Regions from separate parts of the Mus musculus genome. Here region 1 is linked to region 2. Evidence: chromatin loops called from intact Hi-C (ENCODE). Cell type or tissue: gastrocnemius. All regions are shown on one strand.

The links. Peaks named below come from ENCODE experiments on the same cell type or tissue, not always from the same donor. Only the 100,000 strongest peaks of a DNase experiment are listed, where the experiment ranks them.
Region 1: it touches region 2 in a loop (3-fold over the local background); 3 of 42 quality-filtered maps call a loop at or near these places.

What each region holds. Positions count from the first base shown.
Region 1 is chr1:59,583,509-59,586,008 of GRCm38, reverse strand. The region is part of intron 10 of Gm973 (predicted gene 973); the gene reads right to left. Among named protein-coding and RNA genes, the nearest start is that of Gm39648, 11 kb to the left of the region's middle. In gastrocnemius, a CTCF peak has its summit at 1,171 (motif pointing right); a DNase peak (open chromatin) is centred at 1,173; H3K4me3 peaks cover 323 bases; H3K27ac peaks cover 729 bases.
Region 2 is chr1:59,425,893-59,428,392 of GRCm38, reverse strand. No RefSeq gene overlaps it. Among named protein-coding and RNA genes, the nearest start is that of Gm33724, 8.2 kb to the right of the region's middle. In gastrocnemius, a CTCF peak has its summit at 1,048; no DNase peak of the experiment used is centred here.

The DNA of each region.
Region 1 (2,500 bases), 160 kb before region 2:
CAAGCCCTAGTCATCTGTGCCTCTGTGTGTGTGTGTGTGTGTGTGTGCGCGCGTATGCGTGTGCGTGTGTGTGTGTGTGTGTGTGCGCGCGTATGCGTGTGCGTGTGTGTGTGTGTGTGTGTGTGTGTGTGTGTGTGTGTGTATAAGAGTATTCCGGATCAGACCCAGGGCCTTGCCTATGGTAGTCAAGCCCTGCCACTAAACTATAGCTCATATTCTTGCCTACTACTATTATTTTAATATGATTTGGTCTTTTGATTATGTTTCTAACTCTCTATGTTTTCTTTTTAAAAATGAAATGCAATCCTCACCGAGGATCGACAGTATTATTAACGTTAATGAAATGATTGCATATTTTTCTTTTTTACTTTCTCCTCTCTCACTGCACGGATGTATTAATATCTCCTTCTGAAACTTCCATTTACAATTTTAAGATTCTTTTTAGGTGCTGGGCACCTCACCCAACCTCAAGCCTCTCCCCAGAGGCCTTGGGGAAGAGGAAAGGCGAGAGCCTGCGATTGATGTCAGCGACCCGCAGAGGGAAGAGCAGTCCTGGACTCTGAAGGCAGCCCAGAAACTAATTTCTCTTAATCAGTTGTAGGGCCCCAGGAGGACCCACAAGGCAGAGGGGGAAATAAATCTGAAGGAGAAAACCAAATTCTATGAGGGGCTGGAAAGACCTGTATTTTCAAAAGGGCACCATACCTTTAGGACTTAAGCGCTGGCAGGGCCCCATCCCTGCGCAGCTATTAATATGCAAAAAATGCCTTCATAAATACTTGATTCTGCTCACAGTGGGGAGGCCGTTCATTTGAAAGGGGAAATGGGAGCTTGGAGTTGAAACACGTCTGCTTGTCTTCTTTCTCTTTTTTCATCGCTCTTTTCATCTCCACGCAACTCCCCTTGTAGTCTTCTTCCCCCTATTTCTCTGACTTCTCCCCACTTCTAACTCCAAGGAAGTTGCTGATGGCAGCTGCGGCGCTTTTTTTTTTTTTTTTTTTAAACTGATGGACTTGGCTCTGAGGCCCGGAACCTCCGGCTAGGTGTAGAAGGGGTGCCTAAGGGCCTTTACTTGAAAGTGGAACTGGGAGGCTAGAGCCCCTCACCCTTTCGGCTTTGGCCTTAGCGACGCGGCCACTGAAGACTCAGAGCAGAGGTTTTCAGTACTACCGGGAGGGGGCGCACGGGGGCAGCCTCCGGACCCCAGAGCTGAACTTGGACAGCAATACCAGACTTTCTTTCCCTCATACTTCCCAGCCTAGGTATGTGACTTCTCAAAGGTCTGTTGTTTCCAAAAGGTTCCACCTTTGGGATTCTCACTGTGACTTAAACCAAACCAAGCCAAACCAAACCAAACCTCCACCACCAACAACAAAACTAGACAAATGTATTATGTGTGAGTGACCTTACATGACCAGACCCTAAAGGATGGAGGGACGAGCTGAGTCAGTAGGGATTAAAAGAAAAGAAAGACGGGCTTAATTGCTGCTGCTACTACTGTTGCTGCAAGCCTGCTTTGTGCTTCAGAGCAAGAAAGGTCCTAGGTCCTAGAGAGGCAGGGAGGCCACTGGTTGGGCCAGTGGCCCATCAAGGTGGGTAAACTGAAGTCTGTTGGGTAGAAATTTGTTTCTAAAGCCTTTCCAGATGCTTTATGGTAAACATAAAATTAGTCATTTATGTGGAGTAGGTTGAGGAAGTAGTTAAAATCCGAGGCAGTGATTAACCTAATAAAGTGCCCTGAGCCTCAAGAAGGGGGAGGGGTGAGAGAGGCAGGAGGAAGTCCTTTGTACCCTACACCCCATTTTTCCTGGCTTGGGGACTGGTGGGGCTCCCTAGACTTTTCCTCATAAGGCTTTTCCCCTCGGGGTTCCTTTTCAAAGGCAGGCAGGCTATGGTAACACCAACCAACCAAGAAGCTCAGATGGGAACCTTTCTCCATTTGCAAAGGAGGTACAAGATATTTCCAGAGTTTGTGAACTTACCAAGGCCTTGCAGATGAACCAGGCTTGGAGCTTAAGATCCAAAGTTCAGTCTGACTGCAAAGTTCATAATTTAGTCTATAGTTAACTTGTCATGGCTGGGTCACTCTTTGAAGGGTCCTCCAGTAGAGCCATAGGGATACATGAGTTTGGACCATGCAGGGAGTATTGGTATGGCCTTTGGAGCTATGGGATTTCCAAAATATATTGTATTTTCTTAGTCACAACTCTGTAATTATTATTGCTATTGTTATTACTTAAGGTCTTCGGATCCTTTATGAAAAGTGTCTTCAATGGAGGCAAACCACACACACACACACACACAAACACACACACAGACAGACAGACAGACACACATAGTATGTGTGTGTCTGTGTTGTTTCTGAGGTTCTTCAGTAGTGGAGAAGTGGCTTAGATATGCTTTTCTTCAATGGAGGCCTGACTTGGGCCTGGTGTTTTAACCTGAAAGGTCAGTTCAAATATTGTGCAAACAGACTCATTTCTGCTCTGATTGTAAGGAA
Region 2 (2,500 bases):
TTCTAGGCTCAGGCATTTGTACTGGCTCTTTCTTTTGTCTGAAACGATTTGCCAAAATCTTTAGCAGTGTCCTTATCTCCTCTGAGTCTGTCCCAACAGCACATTGTCACTTACTAAAGCTCCAGCCTCTAGGCTCCTCTCCCTGAGTAGAGGGACTTTTGTTTTGTCTACCTGCCAGAGTTTGGGCAAATAGTAAGATTCCCAAAGCATGTTTCTTTAAGGCAGCAAACTCCTTGGATATGCTTCTTGGTGCAGGAGAGAGCGAGTCATTACTGATAGGTAGGGCTTATGGAATGAGGTCATAGCCAAGGTTACTTAGTTAATTAATGCCAGGAGCAGGGCTTGAACTCAGGGCAGAGAAAATATCAACCTCCAGATACTCCTTAGTCTGTGACCTTAGGAAACCTTTACAAAACCCAACTTCCTCACATGTAAAATGTGAGGAAGAATCAGAAGAAAATCAGATCATTTCTCCTCACAGAAACTTTAAAGATGGAAAAGTCTGGAGATTGGAAAGATGGCTCAGTAGTTAAGGGCAGCTACTGCTCTTGTAGAGGACCAAAGTTCAGTTTTCAGAACTCACAACTGCCTGCAACTTCAGTTCCTTTGAGGATCAGACACAGGCCTGTGTGTGCATCCCTCCCCCACCCCACCCCCCACACACATACACACATTCACACAATTAAAATAATAAAATCTCAAAATCAGACTCAATAGAAGCAAAGATGAAAGGGCATATAAGTTCAGGGCTCTCCTCAAGGCTGTTTCTTCAACTAAACCTTTCCTGGTTGCCTAAAGCAGTCCCTTAGACAGTTCTGGATTGAATGAAAAGAGTTGACTCCAGTGAACTCAGAGGTCAGGCAACACAAAGAACAAGAAAGGAGAACATGATGGAAGGCAAGAAGGAGCTGAGAAGGAAGGTTGGCAGTGTAGCCGTGGTCTTGGGAATGTAGCAGCTTTGATCCAAATACTCCCTGCTCCAACTACTACAACTGCTACAGATGTCCCACACAACAGGGTTCAGTGGTGTGTGGAGGCCTCCTGTGGCCAGAACCTCACAGTGATGCACTGTTTCCATCACTGTGGCCGCCTGTTGAGCGTGGAGAAGCCACAACGATAAAGCAAAGGAGAGCTTCGAAGTATCAGAGCACAGGAGAGGTAGGGAGAAGGCCTCCCAAAAACCAGGCTCTTAAACCCAGTCTGTGTTTGGAAGTCAGCAAAGCAGCCATATGCAGCAGTTAGCCACCCAGAACAGCTGTCATTAGCTGACTTCTGTTGGATGACAGTGGCTGATGTGGGGACTTAGTGACTCGGCCCTATTGACTGTGGAAGCTCTGTATGCAGATTGGATTTAGGGAACTTTCATTGTTATACAAATGTGTGAATTAGAGTAGGTGTGGTTCCCTCAGGATTGCTCTGCCAACACTTAATGCACCACCCCCAAAAAGCTCAAAGCAAAGCAAAAAAAAAAAAAAAAAAAAAAAGCCCAAAAATGTATTTAACAAATGAGTGTTCCACTGAAAATCCATCAAGCACACGTAGGGTAAAGTCCAAAACAGGGTTCATCCTTTGGGCACCTCTAGGCCATCCCACAGCCTGGAAGCCCTGAAGCCTACATCTACCTCCTCCAACATCCTTCATCTGAATCAGGGGATGAGATCACTGTCTCGAGGACAATCTGATCTAGGAGCTAAGAGCGACTTTGACCACTTTTAGAGTGAAAAACTAAAAAGATCGTATTTTATGACAACTAAAGATGATAGGAATTTAGACTTCAGCATCCACGATTCAGATTTTTCTGGAACACAGCCATACTCATTTGTTTTCCTGTTGCTTATGACCAGCTGTGCTACAACAGGCAGAACTGGGTAGTTAGAACCCAGACCGCCTAGCCTGAAACCTTCCGAGTGCTAATCAGCTTTGTGTACTTTACGTACTTTCCTTTTGGTTGGCAGTGTTGGAGGTTCCAGTCCCTTGTCAGTTGGCCTGTTGCTTTTGGGGCTGCAGTGAGGGCCAGTACGTAGTAGGGAGGAGGGGAGGAGGAGGAAGGAGGGGAGGAGGGGAGGAGGAGGAAGGAGGGGAGGAGGGGAGGAGGGGAGGAGGGGAGGAGGGGAGGAGGGGAGGAGGGGAGGAGGGGAGGAGGGGAGGAGGGGAGGAGGAGGAAGGAGGGGAGGAGGGGAGGAGGGGAGGAGGAGGAAGGAGGGGAGGAGGGGAGGAGGGGAGGAGGGGAGGAGGGGAGGAGGGGAGGAGGGGAGGAGGGGAGGAGGGGAGGAGGGGAGGAGGGGAGGAGGGGAGGAGGGGAGGAGGGGAGGAGGGGAGGAGGGGAGGAGGGGAGGAGGGGAGGAGGGATCTCTTACATCATGGTAGCCTAGAAGCAAAGACAAGAGAAAGGGGTGCTTAGATCCCATTGGCTACTTCAAGGCACACCCCTCCCTTTTGGACCTAAAACCTCCTTCCCTAGGCCTACCTTGTAAAGGCTTCCACCACTCCCCAGTAGTGT